Regions from separate parts of the Homo sapiens genome. Here all the other regions are linked to region 1. Evidence: chromatin loops called from intact Hi-C (ENCODE). Cell type or tissue: PC-9. All regions are shown on one strand.

The links. Peaks named below come from ENCODE experiments on the same cell type or tissue, not always from the same donor. Only the 100,000 strongest peaks of a DNase experiment are listed, where the experiment ranks them.
Region 2: it touches region 1 in a loop (4-fold over the local background); 15 of 110 quality-filtered maps call a loop at or near these places.
Region 3: it touches region 1 in a loop (19-fold over the local background); 3 of 110 quality-filtered maps call a loop at or near these places.
Region 4: a loop joins it to region 1, with 3 times the contacts of the local background. A loop is called at or near these places in 2 of 110 quality-filtered maps.

What each region holds. Positions count from the first base shown.
Region 1 is chr13:101,307,069-101,312,068 of GRCh38, reverse strand. All of the region lies in intron 7 of NALCN (sodium leak channel, non-selective), which reads left to right. Among named protein-coding and RNA genes, the nearest start is that of NALCN, 110 kb to the left of the region's middle. In PC-9, no CTCF peak of the experiment used is centred here; a DNase peak (open chromatin) is centred at 2,648; H3K27ac peaks cover 752 bases.
Region 2 is chr13:101,147,532-101,152,531 of GRCh38, reverse strand. The region is part of intron 15 of NALCN (sodium leak channel, non-selective); the gene reads left to right. Among named protein-coding and RNA genes, the nearest start is that of LINC00411, 210 kb to the right of the region's middle. In PC-9, a CTCF peak has its summit at 2,305 (motif pointing left); no DNase peak of the experiment used is centred here.
Region 3 is chr13:101,486,856-101,491,855 of GRCh38, reverse strand. All of the region lies in intron 2 of ITGBL1 (integrin subunit beta like 1), which reads right to left. Among named protein-coding and RNA genes, the nearest start is that of ITGBL1, 37 kb to the right of the region's middle. In PC-9, no CTCF peak of the experiment used is centred here; DNase peaks (open chromatin) are centred at 1,005, 1,695, 2,015, 4,645 and 2 weaker places; H3K4me3 peaks cover 1,991 bases; H3K27ac peaks cover 4,988 bases.
Region 4 is chr13:101,755,716-101,760,715 of GRCh38, reverse strand. All of the region lies in intron 3 of FGF14 (fibroblast growth factor 14), which reads left to right. Among named protein-coding and RNA genes, the nearest start is that of FGF14, 160 kb to the left of the region's middle. In PC-9, CTCF peaks have their summits at 2,861 and 3,072 (motif pointing right); a DNase peak (open chromatin) is centred at 3,095.

The sequences.
Region 1 (5,000 bases):
AGTTGAATCTCTGAATAGACCAATAACAGGCTCTGAAATTGTGGCAATAATCAATAGCTTACCAACCAAAAAAAGTCCGGGACCAGATGGATTCACAGCCGAATTCTACCAGAGGTACAAGGAGGAACTGGTACCATTCCTTCTGAAACTATTCCAATCAATAGAAAAAGAGGGAATCCTCCCTAACTCATTTTATGAGGCCAGCATCATCCTGATACCAAAGCCGGGCAGAGACACAACCAAAAAAGAGAATTTTAGACCAATATCTTTGATGAACATTGATGCAAAAATCCTCAATAAAATACTGGCAAACCGAATCCAGCAGCACATCAAAAAGCTTATCCACCATGATCAGGTGGGCTTCATCCCTGGGATGCAAGGCTGGTTCAACATACGCAAATCAATAAATGTAATCCAGCATATAAACAGAACCAAAGACAAAAACCACATGATTATCTCAATACATGCAGAAAAGGCCTTTGACAAAATTCAACAGCCCTTCATGCTAAAAACTCTCAATAAATTAGGTATTGATGGGACGTATCTCAAAATAATAAGAGCTATCTATGACAAACCCACAGCCAATATCATACTGAATGGGCAAAAATGGAAGCATTCCCTTTGAAAACTGGCACAAGACAGGGATGCCCTCTCTCACCACTCCTATTCAACATAATGTTGGAAGTCCTGGCCAGGGCAATTAGGCAGGAGAAGGAAATAAAGGGTATTCAATTAGGAAAAGAGGAAGTCAAATTGTCCCTGTTTGCAGATGACATGATTATATATCTAGAAAACCCCATTGTCTCAGCCCAAAATCTCCTTAAGCTGATAAGCAACTTCAGCAAAGTCTCAGGATACAAAATCAATGTGCAAAAATCACAAGCATTCTTATACACCAATAACAGACAAACAGAGAGCCAAATCATGAGTGAACTCCCATTCACAGTTGCTTCAAAGAGAATAAAATACCTAGCAATCCAACTTACGAGGGATGTGAAGGACCTCTTCAAGGAGAACTACAAACCACTGCTCAATGAAATAAAAGAGGATACAAACAAATGGAAGAACATTCCATGCTCATGGGTAGGAAGAATCAATATCGTGAAAATGGCCACACTGCCCATGGTAATTTACAGATTCAGTGCCATCCCCATCAAGAGATTTTTTTACACATTCCATATGTGAATATCCTATTTTCTGATTCAGTTCTGACTTTATTTCCATTATATGTGAATGTGTTTCTTTACTATTTTTCTATCAGTTTCCTTCCTGGTCAATTGATTATATGGGAAAATATTTTATCCATTCAATATTCAAAAATAGTTTATTGAGGACCCACTATGTGCTAGGCATTTGATCACAACAGTGAAAAACAGAGAAAAAATCCTTGCTTTCATGGAGTTGACAAATTCTACCAAAGGAAACAGGAAATAATGAAAATAAGTAAGTAAAATAAATAGCATGCTACGTAGTAATAAGTGTCAAGGAGAAAAGGAAAGCAGACAAAGAGAGGGGAAGGTGTGAGCAGGAATTGCAGTTTCAGATAAGGTGGCCATGAAGGTGTCCCTTCAAGGAAAATGTAGTAGTTGGGAAGGGGCAAGTCACATGGCTCTCTGGGGAAGAGTGTGCAGGGCATCGGGAACAGCCCTTGCAAAGGCCTTGAGAAGGAAGCATGCCCCATGCTCTCCTCCTCATATGAGGAGGCCAACAGGTCTTGAATGAAGCTATGGAGAAAGAGAAAGGGAATACGATTGGAAAGGTAACAAGGAATGGATCACGTAGAGCCTTCCAGGGCAACGTAATGACCTTGGCTATTCCTTTTAAATGAGATGGAAAGCCCGTGGAGCATTTTGAGTAGAGGCGAGACAAAACTGATCAGGACAACTCTGCTTGCTGGGCAGAGAATAGAATCAAGGGAAGCAATGACAGAAGAGACTGTCCTAAGAGTCCAGGCGAGAGATGGCAGTGGCTTGGACAAAGGTGGTAGCAGTGGAGGTCACAGAAGATGCTGAATATAGTGTTCATGTTTACTTTATGGGATTTACTAAGAGATTGGCTGTGTGTTAAAAGGAAAAGATCATTCTAAAGCTTCTGGCCTCAGTGATTAGATAGACTTGCCATTAACTTCCAGAAGAGCATGTTTGAGGGGAAATATGAGGATCTCGGTTTCATTACATGTTAAGTTCCAGTAATGTGATTAGATTGAAAATGCTATAGCTGGTAGAATTTTTTCACTTTTTATGTCAAAACAGAAAACATGATTGAATAATGAAAACTACACATGCTCAATTTTTTTAAAATTGTTTTCTTTGACACAGTAAAGGATCAATGAGACTTGCTTAATTCTTGTCAAGAATACAAAGTCAACAATGGCTGAGATGAAAATATTTTCCATAAAGTAAAATGATCAAATTTGCAAAAGCTTGGTTACATGATGTGAATTTCACTCAAACCACAAGGCATTACACTAGAGTCTTGCTGAAATTTAAGACAGACTGTCTTAGGAATTATTTGCCAATAGACAAAATGAATATGGGGTGGTTGATGTGCTGAAGTGGCCAATGAGCATGCTTTGATTGACAGATGAGGAAATGTATCCCTACATTTTATCAAACTATGTGGTGTCTGATTTATATCACTGAGGTGGCCATTCATTATGGTCATGAACTGTGAGGTCAAAGCACTTGCAAAAACTTGCCAAAATACTTCCTATTCCAGTACTAAATATTTCTCATATTTGTTTGCCTAGAATAACAAGATGCAGGCTTGGTAGTCCTTTCAAGAATGTGAATTTCTTTGGTATGTCTGAGTTTAGTAATGTTGAATTGTGTGTGTGTGTGTATTATTCTTAAGACTTTGCCTGTATTTTAACATTTTATTTGGTAAAAATAGCATTATTTTGGCAAGATTTTTAAAGCCTTGAAATGGGACAAATTAAAGTATAATGCTTTTTCTTGAGAAATAATTTATTGCTCCATGTTGTTGAATCATACCATTAGTCATGAAACCAAAACCCTATATTTAAAAAGTAACAATCTCATATTCAAAGTATCTCCTTTGAACATTTCAAAGAATCTTAAGCAAATCTTTATGTGACATTAAATTGTACATTTTACCTTGTTATTTTAGATCTATGGGTGGAGTTCATTCTTCGGGCTAAGTGTAGGTATGAAGTGTGAATTTCTGTGTCTTGGTATGCCAGTAACTTAGGGCAAGGTTAGTAGAGTGGCTTTTGTGAGAAAAAAAGAGCTGTTTTATCAGACATCAGTTGGAACTTTGCCTTGTTTTGTTTCCCTGAACCGTCCAATCTGCTTCATATACTTGTGTGAAATCCTAAAATGTCTGTATGTCAATAATTTTTAGTTAGCATATTTTTTCCAAACAGACATCCTTGTGAACATCAGCCGTTTCTGAGAACTGGGCCCACGGACCATAGCTACTTTGAGTCTCAGTCTATGTAATAGTTGGGGTAAAGTAAGCTTTAAAGAGAGAACTCACAACACAATGGCTCAAGCAAGACACAAGTTGATTTCTTTCTGAAGCTGCCATCCTGGGTATGTGGGTATTTGGATGAGCTGGGCCCCATGAAGTCATCCCAAAGTGCAGGCCTCTGTGGCATCTCTGCCAAACTCAACACTTACTCTCCAAGTCTGTCCTTGGCTTCTCTATTTCTAGCTGGTGGAAGGGAAGGGAAAAATGAGTCCAGGGAAGGAGTTTTTGTAGATGGCTTGGGAGTTGCATACATCAGGAAGAACTTTGTCACAAGGCCACAACTCCTTGCAGGAAATTCTAGGAAACATATTCCCTCACTGAGCAGCCATGCGCCCAGGAAGAAGAGAAGAATGAGTCTAGAGTCGCAAGCAGCAATATCTACTACAGGCTTAAATAACCAAAGGACAAAATGCCCAGTCCATTATAAATATATTCCAAAAATGAAGCCATGAAATTTGACTTCATTTATTGAAGTCAAAACAAATTTATTGTTATAAACTAATTTCTCTATTTTATATTTCTCAAATGATTACATTTTTAACACAGAACAAAGCCATAGTTAGAATTTCAGTAATCGTATGGAATATCCAAAAGGTACACCCAATACACCCAAAAGCTAAACCAGAGTCACTGCTAAATTTTATATTGTTCTGATTTACCTAACAGATTAGTGAAAATAATTAAAATCTTGCTGCTTTTTAAATTTTAAATATCGGATTTTGGTTAGAACTCTAAGAATATTTAAAACTATCTTTACCTACTCTTGTTGGACAATCATTTGAGGAGCTAAGAGTGCAGAGAAGGCAGAGAAATGTTCTCCTCAACCCAAGCAAAAGCACAGAAGAACTATTGCTAATCCAAAATGCAGGAAGGAAATTTCACCCCTCCTCCCTTCCCTTTTCTTGGGCTAGTCTGTTTAACTTTAAAAGCAGAATTTTTGCTCTCACAAAGTATACCAGACAGGAATTTGTTCAAATTCCTCAAAACCAAGCCAAGAAAAGTTTCAGAAAGTTCAGACATGCATGGCAGAGTGGAAAGAACATAGTCTGTGGAGGCGAGCACGGATTCATTGGAATGCCGCTCCAGACATCCACTCTGGGTGAACTCAGGGATGTGTTTAGTCTCATTAAGCCACAGTCTTTTCATTTTTAATGTAAGAGTGATAAGAACGACTTGCCAGTGTGTTGGTGGAGAACTGAAATAGAGAAAGGCCTGGTGTGTAACAGGATGTTTCTCTCCATCTGTGTAATCTGTGACAGTCCTAGGAAGTTCAAAGTTATGACTGTTCTGGGTTTGTGGCCAACAGTTGTCTGTGGCTTCCATGGGTTGGAGCTGTCTAATGGGGCCCAGACCACCATCGCTCTGCTCAGAAGCTAATCATACCAAAACATGAGGTTTTTCTCCAAGCGACAAAGAGGGGCTAAGCACCCAAGGATCTCCATAATAGTAGCAGGAAAATGAAGCTGAGACCTTACCCTGACTTAGAAGTTCATAACAATAATGGCCCC
Region 2 (5,000 bases), 160 kb after region 1:
GTTGCACAAAGTAACCTTCTGAAGGACATTTAAAGCTTGTAAGATCTTAAGGGTTGTGATAACAGCATGAAAGTAAACATTTTATGCACACTTCAGGGATATCATAAGTGGCAGGAATGCAACAGTCTGTTATAAGTGCTCTGCTGAGCTCCCAAACCAACAAACACAAAACAGCCACTTAATTGCCCAGTGCATCCGCCCCTCCGAAAACAGAGCTTCTCTTCATACTTACTTAAGGGACATGCTGCTTGGACGAATGAGTAACCAGCCAGGATACAGCACATGCAGTTAATCAGCTAATGTTATGAACATTTTGGATGTCAGCTATCACATAAAAATGTAGCTTTTATGGCCCATAGGCTAACCAAGAAATGAGCCCTCCAATTTCTATCTGTGGCTTCAGTCGATGCGTCCAAATAATTGAAAACCCCACTTTGACCTTGGATATACTGGGTGTATTAAATATTTTTGTAAAACGGGGAAAAATTAGTGACTTAAACATGTTTTTTGATGAAACGTTTGAAAACTGTACAGTATCGCTGTCTTCTATGCACTAATTTGACTTGGTTGCCTTTTGTCCACAGCAGAAAAGACAGTGCCCACCCACCTGAAGAAATTCTGTATTGGATTTCACAGGCCAGTGAGGGATATTCTTTGTATTTGCATATTAAGGTTTTATAATTACACAGAGGTATTATTAAAAACCAACATGTGTGATCATTATTCCAGATGCCCCATCTGTTTTGACTGTGCGATTTGGGTTGTAAAATCACATATACAAATTAGCAAGAGAAACTCCCTTGAAAAATAATAGTTTACGCCTTAGCAAGACTCTATGTTCTGAATTGCTATGTCATATATATAGATACAGAAAAAATAGCTAAAGCCACTGTGTAAAGAAGCAAAGAGACTTCAGCCTTAATTTATTCACATAACAAAGAGGAGGGACTCCTTTCTTCTGATTGAAGATAATGTGGTTATTTTTCCTATATTGAACAACCAAAAAATATTCTACAGTTACATCAACTCACAAATCTATGCACAGTTTTCAAACTAACACGGACTAGATTTCAAAATGAGAATCTCCCAAGTCTGAATGTTTTTTAAATTGTTTTCTTTTGGGAAATCATACCAAAAAATTACAAAAATTTTTATTTAATGTAATTCTTCAATTCAGTTATTCCTCACAGCAATCAGAAAGGAACTGAAACTGAATAATGTTTGAATATTTTAACAGAAGAAAGCACAGGCTGAAATAGGGAAGATTTAAGCGATGAGGCAGAACACAGTATGTGTCGTGCAGAGCAATTACACCCGAAGTCTCTTGAGAAGTCAGGGAAAGCAGAGGATTTCAGCCGCCCGATGTGTAATGATATCTCAGCCAGGCAGATGCTGAGCCGTAGAATAGCACTGAGCTTAGACGACTTCTAGTTTTAAAGCTCAAGGTTTGAAGTTTGTTTCTTTGATTCTAATTTCATTCTTGCAAATGTGCTTTTCTTTACCATGTGAATGTGTGACAAAGCTATCATTTGATCTCTCGGTTGCAGCCAGACTTCATGCTCAGCTGAGGCCATTATAAACTTCCTTTGTACTGTTCTTTACATTAGATTTTTCAATATGAGAAATAAAATCCTAGGATTCTCTACACTGTGTTCTTTTCCTTCAAGAATCATGATCTTAAAAACACTTTTTAAATGGACATTTACAATTATAATTACTTTATGTTAAAAGATCTTCTTTTCTTGGTATAGTATAATGATCTTAAAAATTCATAACCACTTCTTATAATATATATTATTCATTCATTTGCATCAAAGTAAATTTAATCTTGCAAAATCTTTGCTTAAATGCAAAAAAGGGGAAAGAATTTGGATAAAAGGTAGAATACCATTTCATTACATTTTAAAGAAACTTAATAGTGGCTTCAAAATAACATGTAATACTTTGTGTATCATGGTCACCTCATCCCCCACCACCAACACACACCCTGTCTACTCCCATCTTACTCTTTCTTCCTTTTTCTGTGTCTGTAGCTTGGTCAAAATCATGGGTTGGGAAAGACGTCAAAGTTTTGGTGGCTGATAGTGCCGAAGTAAGAATGGAATAATTTTGCTTAACTGCATCATCTTCCCTTTTGAAAAACTTTTAACTGAACTCTAATATACATATAGAAAGAGGTATAGTATACATTTTTGTAAACTGAACACACCCAGCACCCTGCTCAGGAAATATTGACTGTGCCTTAGAAGCTCCTTTCCATACTCCCTCCCGCTCCCCGCCACCCCCACCCAGGACGACCACTCTGCAGACACCCGGCAGCACACGTCAGTGCCACCTGCTGGTTTAACTTCCTCCACGTGGAATGGAGTACATACAACAGTATGTACTCTGTTGTTGCGTCTGGCTCCCTTCACTCAATGTTATGTTGTGAAATCCACATTTCTTACACTGAGATGTAGTTCACTCATTCAAATATTTAAATAAACCCAAATGTATTTTCCCACTCAACTGCTAGTGGGCATTTGGACAGTTCACATTTTGGGACTTTTAACAACTGACACTGCTGTGGCCAAGGGAGGGCTTGTGCCTTGTGGGTGTGCACGCAGTTCTTGCAGGCACGCACCTAGGAGAGGATCCACAGGGCTGCTGGATTTACCTGTGCTCATTTTTAGTTGATGCTGCTTCTCTCTTAATAACAGCAAAGAGTGCATGGGAACTGCTGTCCAGAAGAACAAGTCCTTGCTTTTAGGAGGTTTGATTCAGTGCCTCAGCCATGAGATTCAAAATACTCACCCTTCAAGCAGCCGCTCATCCTTCTCTGTGTTAACTGGCCCTTAATGCACAACTGTAGGGCAATGATGCCAGGTTTGCACAATCGTGAAGAACCTTCTGAGTCTCCAAAAAGAGCTTCCCGTCTGTTCTTTGTAGTTTCACAGCGCAATGACCAAGTTGTGCTGAGTTCTAATTCATTTATTTACAAAGAGTTCTATTTCTACTCCCTAGAATGTACTATAGAAGTAAATTTAAAATGGTATCTTGTTCCTAAGGAGCGTACAAGCTTTGGGGAGTGTAAATATCTCTAATACCAATTAGAATGCGGGTGAAACCCATTTTTAAAATGTGTAAACAAGGTGACTGTTGGTATCCTACATATGTTAAACAATATATTCAAGGATATTCGATAAAATATAACTTGCCATTTCTCCAACATGTCCCTTTATAATTTTTTTTTTTTTTTTTTGAGACAGTCTCGCTGTGTCCCCCAGGCTGGAGTGCAGTGGCACAATCTTGGCTCACTGTAAGCTCCACCTCCCGGGTTCACGCCATTCTCCTGCCTCAGCCTCCCTAGTAGCTGGGACTACAGGCGCCTGCCACCACGCCCAGCTAATTTTTTGTATTTTTAGCAGAGACGGGGTTTCACCGTGTTAGCCAGGATGGTCTCGATCTCCTTACCTCGTGATCCGCCCACCTCGGCCTCCCAAAGTACTGGGATTACAGGCGTGAGCCACTGCGCCCAGCCTACAAAATTTTTATATCTGTACTTTGTCTAAACATTCATTAGTTTGTCAACGACAGACATCAGTTCAGGTTAAACGACACAGGAGTCTAATTTTATTCTCTTCTGTGAATCTAAGGACACGCATACTCCACACTAACAAATTTATTCAATCAATCAATAGATATTTTATGCTTATCTCTCTACCCTTCAGGATATATCTAAAATCTTTTCTTTTATTTCCCAGTTGTCTGCTGGAGAGTTTAGCTTAGAGTTGAGTTCCGCCACCTGATCAATACCATTATTCCTTCACTGAATATTTGCTCAGCTCACCTTGTGTCCAGTGCCATGCCAGCCACTGCCCGTGGAATAATGAGCAGAGCCCTGCATGGTTCCTGTCCTCACCAAGTTTACAGTCTCAGGGAAAAGAGAACTGTTGTGCAAGGGGTCACACAATATAGTGTCAAACGACAGTACGAGTAGGGGGTTTAAGGCATTCCCCCAAAATTTTTGTCCAGCTGGATCCTCAGAATGAGACCATCTTTGGAAATTGGGTCTTTGCAGAGGTAACCAGTTAAGTTAATTGTTCTGGATGGTCCAGTGTTTGGCATCTATAAGGAAAAGGAGAGGGGGATTCAGATTCAGAGACACAGAAACACGCAGGCCCAGAAGGCCATGTGGTGACAGAAGCAGGGATGGGGTGTTACAGCTACAAGCCAGGGAACTCCGAGCATGGCTGAGAATCATGAGAAACAAGAGAAAGGCAAGGAAGGACTCTCGCCTGGAGCCTTCAGAGAGAGCATGGCCCTGCTGGCGCCTTGGTTTTTGACTTCTAGCCTCCAGAATGCTGAGAGAGTAAATTTCTATTGTGTTAAGCTAATGATCTAGTGGTAATGTGTGACAGGAGTCCTAGGAAACTAATGTATTGTGGATTCAATTGACCCGTAAGAAATTGCAGATGTTCAACTGCTTTGAGCCACACAAACAGCAATATTATAGGATTCATCCTACCATGTTATGAGCTTGTAAGAGGAAAACTTTGTCAGAGAAAGCTTCTGTGAGGAATTTCTAGTGGAACTGAAATCTAGAAAACAAGTAGAATTTGATGGAGTTCAAGAGAAAAAGAGGAAGAAAGGGGAACCCAGCAGAGGGCCAGCAGAGGGCCGGCAGAGGTGGGGGAGGCACAGAGGTTCTGAGGCAGAGGGTGCAGATGTTTCCAAGCAACTGAAGGATGTGACTGGAACCCGGTGTGGGGATAGAGCTAGCTGAGGCTGGACAGGCAGGGAGGGGCCAAAAAAAGGCCTCTGAGCCTAGATTGAAGATTGAGATTTTGACCAGGCATGGCAGCTCGCACCTGTAGTCCCGGCTACTCAGGAGGCTGAGGCAAGAGGATCCCTTGAGCCCAGGAGTTTGAGGCCAGCCTGGGCAACATTGCAAGATCCCATATCTTTAAAAAAGAAAAGTTTATATTTTTGTTTTTGTTTGTTAAAACAAAAGTTTTTTT
Region 3 (5,000 bases), 180 kb before region 1:
AGTGGGAGTTGAACAATGAGAACATATGAACCCAGGGAGGGGAACATCACACACCGGGGCCCTGTCAGGGGGTGGAGGGCTAAGGGGAGGATAGCATTAGGAGAAATACCTAACGCAGATGACGAGTTAATGGGTGCAGCAAACCACCATGGCATGTGTATACCTATGTAACAAACCTGCACATTCTGCTCATGTATCCCAGCACTTAAAGTATAATTTAAAAAAAAATAAAGAAAAAGAAAGCAATGCTCATCCAGGTGATTCAGAATTTTTCATCTTACAAATCCACTTAAAAATCATCAGAAGAATGTGTGGCATAAGAAAATGACAATGTGTGATGGAGGAAAAGTTGTTACAATTTGGGAGGCCACAGGGCTCTCTACCGTAATGTGACAAATTATAAAATCCCTTCAAATGTAACAATCTGAATAAAACTTCACTACTTATATCTGCTAGATGAAGTTGCTCATAATGATAAAAAATGTTCAAAGTAGGTTAATTTGGAAGCTATCTGCTTTATAGGGTAAGTTTTGCAGTGATGGTAACGGGGAGAAGGAGGGTCTGAGGATGGAGTCTTAAGACAGTGCTAGAACTGGGCCCTGACAAACCCTATCTCCTGACCTTGCAGAGGAGAATGTAGGACAAAAAAGACCGATGCATTTTATTCATAATCTTTAATCACAGACAGAGAAGCAGACAGAGTTTCATTAAGGACAAAATTATTCACAGTAATTTACATAGTTACAGGTTGGAGATATATAAGCACTTACAAATTATATTGCAGAAAAGTCATCAGAACCTTAAAAAACTATTTTTATAAACTTTTAAGTGGTCCACCAAAAACCAAGACAGACATTACACACACAATGTGTGTCACACCACTTATTAACAATGAGACCAGTCTGAAGATGTTTTAGAGGTTCTTTACTAAATGTCAGTAAGTATCTGTGGCCCTTGGGCAACCCTAGGGATTCCCAGCTAATCAAGGGAAAAACCTGTTATTCAGCCATGATTTCTCAAATGAACCAGAAACTCTGCCCCTTCTCTCTATAAATCTGTCAGACTAAAATCTGAGCAGGAAGATAAACAGAGCCAGAACTACTGCATGTGGCTTTGCCTACATGTGTTAGGTTTGGCATATTTTGTCAAAACACTTATTTGTAGTTTAGCCTCTTCTCTGTGCCCATTTCCAATTTCCTGTCTTCAGAAGCTGTACCATCTCAAGGCTACAAATCCCTCTTACTCTTCAAGACTCAGCTCAAACAGCACCACCCACAAGATAATCCCAGGCAGAATTAATGGCTACTTACTGTGTGTGAACAACACATTACTCACAGCCCTGTTAGTAGTATTATTTTAATTAGTCTTGTCTTCACTGGCTTCAGGGTTAGACTGTTCTTTATTCCTTAAGAGGACTCTGTGCATAGTAGCTACTTATCAAGTGTGTCTTAGTCAGCTAGCACTACTACAACAAAAATACCATAAAAAGGTGGCTTAAACAATTGACATTTATTTCTCACAGATCTGGAAACTGGGAAGCCCAAGAACAAAGTGCGGGAAGATTCAGTTCTTGGTGAGGGCTCTCTTCCTGGCTTGCAGATGGCAGCCTTCTTGCTGTACCCTCACATGGTGGAGAAAGAAAGCTCTTGGTGTTCCTTCCTTCTCTTATAAAGGTACTGATCCCATTATGGGGCCCCACCCTCATGTACTCAACTAAACCTAATTATCTCCAAAAGGCCCCACCTCCAAATACCATCACACTGGGGGTTAGAATTTCAACACAGAATTTTGGGGGTAAACAAATATTCAGTCCATAACAAAATGCTAATAAAATTTAATGAAAAATACTACTTACCTTTATTAAATGCTCCCATCACTGCAACTAAGTTCATGAGACAAAGTTTAAAGTAAAAATATTTTGTTTTCTGCTTGTTCTAAAAGCTAGCAACCGTCACACTAACCTTTAGTCCACCTCTCACTGGTTTCTATTTTTCACCAATGAGTCAGACAAACTGAATGCTATTTTATCAGTTTGATCAGTATCGCAGCATCCTCTGATATCAATGACCTCATCCCAAGCAGGACATTTGGTTGCTTTGTTTTGCTTTTTTCCTGTACTGTGAAAAATAAAATAAAATAAAAGTTCCCTAACTCTCTTCTTTCAGAATGGATCTTACCAAATGTTATTCAAAAGCATACTTCCCTGGCATTATTTACATTCACTCTTTTCAGAAAACTAATTTTTCTGCTACAGATGCTATGCGATATTTTTCTAACCATATATCTGATATATATTCAACTATGTCAGCTGCTCTCTCCAAATCACATACCAAAGCATTTAAGGGGAACTAAATTATATTGAGCCCCTCCTATATGCCATGTATTAATAGACGAGGAAGGGTTCCATAAAAATTTAATGGGTGTGCTGAGGTGAAAACTGTCATTTCAAAGCTATAAACAGTTTATATCTCAAAAGAAGTAGAATTTGATCCCTACTTTGGAAAGATTTTTGTTTGATTTTTAACACCACCTGAATCAGACCTCCATCTACCATGTGTTTATCCATCTATCAATCCTTTATTTCACATTCTTAGAAGAGACTGGAATGCCAGGGCTATATGAAGTAAACTTCTATCTGTGTACAATTTCGGTAACCTTTCTTTTAATTGTTGGATCCGTAGATTGACATGATGAAAGCTGTCTTGTAACACATTTTAAAACAGAGTAGTAATCTAGCCACTCATTACAGTTTCTATACTTAAAAATATACTTTAGAGATAAATCAAATGTCTTCATTTGGAGGCATTAGCATTAAGAAATTTATCTTACAGAAAAGGCAAAATAACCACACCTCCTAGCTTCTTTAGTGTGGTGTTTTGGCTCCTACTGGTAAACAGCCATTAACATCTGCAGCTGGGCCACTTCAGCGGCTGCAGGCAAAATGGCTTCCTGAAAACACCAAAAGATGAAAAGGAACAGTCACAAATGAAAGAAAAGGAATATAACTCCCTTTTTTTTGAGAACTGGGAACCTAATATTGGCATGGCTTTAATCTTCTTTAATCTTTAATGAGTCTAATCTCATTATCACTCACACATAAACAAAAAATTCCATGAGGAAGACGCAAAATTATTGCTGTTGTCAGAACATAACACATATCTCCAAAGGTTGTAGTGGGGGGTTCACGAATAAGACATAGGGTACTTAGTACAATGCCTGAGCACACAGTACATGCTCAGTAAACTGCACTTTCTATTAACATGTTCTGTTCTTCCGCTTAGACAAGGAAACTGAGGTGGTTAACAGCTCTCTCAAGTTAAAGTTGACAGTCAGCTTAGGTCTTTCCGGGTTCAAAGCCTGTGACCAGGAAACTCTTCCAGTGTCAATTCCTGAAATCACTCCAGTTTTACTCCCCTCAAAGCAGTGAACGTGGGAAAGCTAAGCAGGCATATGCCTTAATCCACTTAAAGGTAAAGAAATGAACTTGGAAGTGCCATGCAGTCTTCTCTGCCATTATAGAGAGTCAGTTAAATGTATACATCAAGCTAAAAACTAGACTCCCTTTAAAGTGATAACAGAGGATGAACAGATTGCTCTGAAAAGGCTGTGCCTTTAATGTAAAAAGCAATTGCTCCTTTATCTTCAACCTCATTTGGAATTGTATACTCCCTCAAATGTCAATGCTAAGGCTGGCTCCTTGGTTAGAAAAGCATGGGCTGTGAAATCCAAACATCCTTCAAGAAAAACCAGTATCTGTTTACTGTAAGTCCCAATCCCTGCCATCCTCCATCCCTTCTCTCCCTTCTCATCATGAGGGAGGCCCATTTGATCTCCTCCTCCGAAGCCCAGCATTCTTACCATCACCACCTCCTCAGCCTCAACCTCCCTGCATGGCTGTTTGCAGTCAGGCCCCCTGTGCCAGTTTCACACTGAACACAAACCTAGTTAACAATTCCTGTCTTCGGAGCATCATTTGAGTTAGGAAGATTAACCCTTCTTTCTGACCTTAATGAACTGTAAGGAAATAAAACCTACAAGCTAAGACTGAACATACTTCAGTTGATGCAGAAGAGCTCTCTGCATCCAGTTTCTTAAAAAGCATAAGAATTCCTTACTTTAGGCCAGTGTGCTGCCAGTATATCTGAGCAGGAGATTCACCGAGGACACTGGTTAACCTGCACATCTACGGAATGCACTTCGGAAAAGGGGCTTAGGAAACTGTATTGCAGAAACACACCACAGGTAATGCTTATGATCACCCAAGCTTGGAATGCATGGCCTTAGGCCATCAGTGATAACTCTATATATTCCTGAGGTAATTGAACTAAACATCACATTGATTTATATTAAATATTTTGTCAAATATAATTGCCAATTTCAGCTAAATTTTCGCTACCAGGATTTCAAAAATTACAATCATATTTTTGAATCCTAACTTTCTTTTTTTAATGACATTGGTGTAAACCTCCAATATGGGTTTTACATTTAAACAAGAGGGTTGGTAATGTGGCAAGTTTGGTATTATTTTAGGTCACAGGATAAGGACAGGCTGTTATCAACAGGCTCCATATAATTTCCTGTGTTCCTCAAACATCTCCCAGCAACAGACCTGATATGATTTAAAATTAGCCTGAGCAATTTGACAGGATCATAACACCTGCCTTGGAGCTGTAACTACACATTTCTCTTGTGAAATTTAATATGCCTGGTAATAGGTGAAGCCTGAACATTTATACCTAACAAAGATATAGTAACAAATGATAAGATAGGCTATCAAAATCACTATGAGAACCTAGAAGCAATAAAACAAATCCAAGGTTTATGAAGAAGTATTATAAAATTTTGTTATTATTGACCTTATGAATGTATTTAAGTAGTTATTTACATTTTTTTTATAATTCTTCCCATTTGGCTGATGCAATCTAGAAAGCATTAAAAATAAGAGCTGACATTTAATACCTACGTAGGCATTTTTGGGTGTGTGAAATTAAACCAAATAA
Region 4 (5,000 bases), 450 kb before region 1:
GAAAATACTATATCAGGTGATCAGCATGCAATAGATGCTCAGTAAGCACTTGTTACCATTTGAATGAGTACATGGATGGATGAGGTGGTTGGTTAAGGCAATTTCAGAGTATCACATGCCAAAAGCAGTTTAAGGGATGGGGAGCCACTGACGGCTTTTGATCAAGGGAACAGCATGAACAGTTCTTTGAGCACGTGAAACACTGGAAAGCCATTTTCAAAGTGCACTTTATGCTTACTTTTCATCGATTTTGTTGCCACTTTAACTCTCCCTGCGACAGTCTTTGTGACTCTGAAAATTATCATGTGAATAGGCATCATTTAACAATAGGTATTGATAGGGTGAATATTAAGTCACCAAATAAGTGAAGGTCTTAGACAAAAGCCTTTTTAATAGAGGGTGAAAGCTAGACAGGAAGCAGTGAACGTAGAGTAAGCCCCAAATAGATATATTTTATTTCCCAGACTCTAGGAACTGAAATGCTTTCAAAGAATCTGATAGGAATAGTCTTGCCTTTCATTCTCACGTACTGGTTCATATTTCACTCAGGTTTGTTTCCATCAAAAATAGTTCCATCTAAGGATACTTTGTTACCCTATGTTGTATGAAAAAGTGGATTTTCTCTTTAGTTGCTAGTACTGTATTCTGTGCGGAAAAGACCATTGGAGTCACCCCTATTTTTTGCAGGCTCAGGGGTTGGTATTAGATGAAGAAACACAAGATTTCTCTGTCAGTTGGGAAATCCTTTTTCCTCTTAGGAGTTTATTAGGTTTTTTAGCTGCCACTAAGTTTAGCTTATAAGAAGAGAGGGAAACAGCCTCTGAAACTTCCAGGCTGATCCTTTCATTTATCTAAATTCCATTTCTACCTCTGCAGAAAAGGGCTAGATAACAAATCTGATCCTCTTTTCTCTACAGTAATAGCTCCCACCCAAAGACTATTATAAGGCTAAATAGGACAGGATCTTAAGGACTGAGAAGTGCCATAGAGAACATTGCCTCCTCCCTCTTAATTTTACAGCTGAGCAAACTGAAGCCCAAAAGATTAAGTTATTTTCCCAGGAGTCACATCAGTAAGAAGGTCATATGTAAAATTAAAATAGGTGAGACAGTTATTCATTGAATGATGTGAACCTGTCTTTCCAACCTAGGGATCAGATGTTAAGAATCGTAACAATGGGTCGGAAGGGTAATGGGCACTCAGAGAATCTGTATGAATCCCAGGCAACCAAGCTACTATGGGAGAGAAGAGAAATAGCCCAGCCAGATACAGTCTGCATGGGCTGCACCACTGGCCCCACCTCCGCTAACTGCTTATTGCCCACTGATGCGTTATGATCTTTAGCCATCCTGATCACTCTTGGATTCATCACTGCATTCTCTACTCCATCCCAGGTTCCCTAATACATGTACATATATATGTGCCTCACCCCCTCAAGATTCAGACTCCCAGTTGAGAGCATCTCATTGGCCACATGACATCATCTACGGTTCCCTAATTGCTGGGGTTAGTGGAAGGGGACAGAAAAGTTAGGGATAGGCTCTTACCTCTCACCTGTCTTGTGACTCTACCCAAATCAACGTGTGTTTGGATGCAGAATTGTCAAAATGACAATACTCACGATAACTCTGTGCAGTAGTAGCTCTGTTCTGCACTTGACTCAGAAAGCAGTCATAGTCAGAGCTCTGGCATGCTCTAAACCAAGATTTGGTTGGAAATTTGATCTCTCATGGAAAAGGTGCTTTTGTTATTGTTGTTTTCTCATGGAAGAAGCAACCAAACATCTGTTGAATCTTTAAGTCAGATTGTCTCAAAGCATGTTGGAAACAACACCTACATCAGAATCATCTAGGGTGCTTATTAGAGCAGATACCTCATCCCTCAACCCAGAACTGCTGATTTGAAATTCATGGGGCCCAGATACAAATGCACACTGAATTGTGAGGACTGCTGATCTATACTCAGTCACTACATATGTTCCTGTAGGATGTTACATCCTTTCATGGACTTTTTCGATTTGTTGCCAACCACATAGAGAACTAGAAAGTTAGGTCAAGAAATAAGAGAAAGTATTAGGTTTAGATTTCTGGGTGCCAAGCAAGCCCTGCAATTATTTAGTTATTGTGTCTTTATGGTTACTGTATCTTTATTGTTACTAGGTCCACATAGTTACCATGTTATGCTCTACAAGGGCAGAAGAGTAAAATATATTAAGCTACTAGCAAGTGCTCATCATACTCACACTGAAGGAATTTGCTAGCAAAAGCCATATTTGCATTCTAACTTGGTGCAGTGATTTACAAAGTGTGGTCCCTAGACAAACAGCATCAGCATCACCTGGGAACTTGTTAGAAATGCAAACTCGCTCCTACTCTGTCCCCAGACTTACATTTTAACTAGCTTTCTGGGTGATTCTGATGCATGCTAAAGTTAGAACTGCTGCTCTCAGCTTCCATTTCCTTGTCTGAATAAAACAATGATAATTGATCCTTCATAGTTTTTCTTTAGATTATTTTCTGTTGTCATTATAAAACTAAGATAATGTACAAAAAGGCACTTAGTTCAAGGTAAGTGTTCAATAAATAGTAAGCATATTATTGAGCTTATATTTAATTTACAAACACTGCTCTTATTTTCTAATTGTTTAACTTCAAGAGAATCCACAGGTTGCCTACAATATAAGCAGTCATGTTAGATGTTTTATATATATAAGTTCTAAATGGGATGCAGAAGTTCTAAAATTGTGATACTTAACCAGGAAAATGGCAGATTTTTATTCTTCCATTTTAGAAATTAGGACCAGGCTACTTACTTTTCTACTGTCATTTAAATCCACTTTAAGGTATTCACAATGACTTTAACATGACATTAATAAGCTTAGTGGGTCTTTGAATTTCTTAATCCCAGTTTCCTGGGGCTAAATACAATAATCTGTATCTCTTCATCTTTGACACGCTGATAAAAATCCCTGAACCTGGATTTGCATTTGGTTTTCAAAATCAATCATTTTGCTATTCAAAGGCAAGGCAATTGAGTGAGGTTTGAGATTGAAATACATATCAACCCCACTAGAGGGTGACCTTTATCTAAATCAGGGTGCATATAAAGTAAGGGCATCTTCTGTAGCCATCTCATAAAATTGGATTGTATAACTGTTTACTCAAGGTGAAGGAGAGGCTGAGAAGTGATTCTTACATGAATAATTAATAACTTTCAATTTCTAAATAATCTATTAGTCTTGTGGGAATATTTAAAACCAAGCTATTGCAAATTTCTCAGTTTGTATTTTAGGATAAAATTCCTTATTAATAAATTCAGCTCTGAATTTTAAAATTATCTGCTTCAATTCCAATTCAAAATATATTCCCCCCTTTTCTCCCAAAAGACACACACAACTAAACATATGAGAAAATAGAACCCCAAATTTGTTTCATAAAAACAAGCAAACAAAAGGCTATAGGACTTTGTTAAGTTTTATATGGTGATTTAGAAATAAGACAAACATATTCTCTAGATACCAAAGGAGAAAAAGAAAATCCAAATGTTCACATAGTAATTAGAGAGCTCAGTTTAGGTCAACCTTAAGAAATTAATGTTGAACACCATATTTGGTTTATCTTTTATAGTTCAGATTTAGAAAGTAAAACATTTGTGTTATAACTCCTCTGCTAAAATCTCTCGGTTTGATATCAGAGTTCAATGTTATTCTTAAAACCACCTCAATAAATATTTTTTTGTAGTACTTAAAATTTCAACTCAAAATTTGCAACACTATGAATACAAGTAATATTTATGTATTCTGAGCACTTTTTATACTAACTTAATTTTTTAAAATTTGATCTTTAATAATTATTGACAGAAAAAATCTGGGCTCAGGATAGTGCCAATTGTATGAAAATATGTAGATTCAACTGTTATTTGCTTCTTTTCTAGGACAGTTTTTTGTTTGTTTGTTTGTTTGTTTTTTGTTTTTTTGGTGGTGGAGGAAGGAGTCTTGCTCTGTCACCCAGGCTGGAGTGCAGTGGCACGATCTCAGCTCATGGCAACCTCCGCCTCCTGGATTCAAGCAGTTCTCCTGCCTCAGCCTCCCCAGTAGCTGGGATTACAGGCATGTGCCACCGCACCCGGCTAATTTTTGTATTTTTAGTAGAGACGGGGTTTCACCATGTTGGCCAGGATGATCTCAATCTCCTGACCTCGTGATCCGCCCACCTCAGCCTCCCAAAGTGCTGGGATTACAGGCGTGAGCCACCGTGCCTGGCTTTAAGACTATTTTAAAGAGTGTTTCTAGAACACTGAATGGTTATCTTACAAATAAAAAAAACAACTAAACTCATGCAAAACAAGACTACGGCAATTAAACTTGGATTCTCAGGTACAAATGACTTTCATTTTTATCTACCTCTACAAGCCAGAAAAATAGCATATTATAAAAATGCATTTCTATTAAAACACAAAGAAAGGTTTTATGTGGCATGAATTAGTCTAAAATAAATTTTTAACTTTAATCTAAGTTCATAAGGAGATATTAACTTTGGAAAAAGGTAAGTCTTTGAAGGATGGGTGGCTTTATCATTATTGTATTTTTGAAGGAAGGTTGCAGTCTGAATTGAAACCTTTCTTCCAAGAAAATTCAGCCTGCTGTGCTCTCGTACTAAAATAGTATCTGTAACAATGGCATATGATTTTTATATAGAATTGGGAAGAGCTACACTAATAACTTTTACAATCTCTCTTGTTCATGTATTATTTACCTGAGAATAGCTACTCCTGTCTTTAAGATTAGGTACTTTTTCCATTAATTAAAAAACTCCCATTTTAAAACTATAGAAGACGTTCTTGAAAAGTGTATGTGGGTTGAGAATAAGCATATACTCTTATCACTAACCCAGCCTAAAGCTGACATGGGGCTAAACTTTCCTTTGCAAATTAGAGTTGAAAGAGAAAAAATGCAATTCAATTACTTCATGAGGAAGCCACTCAGACTTTCCCACCAGTTG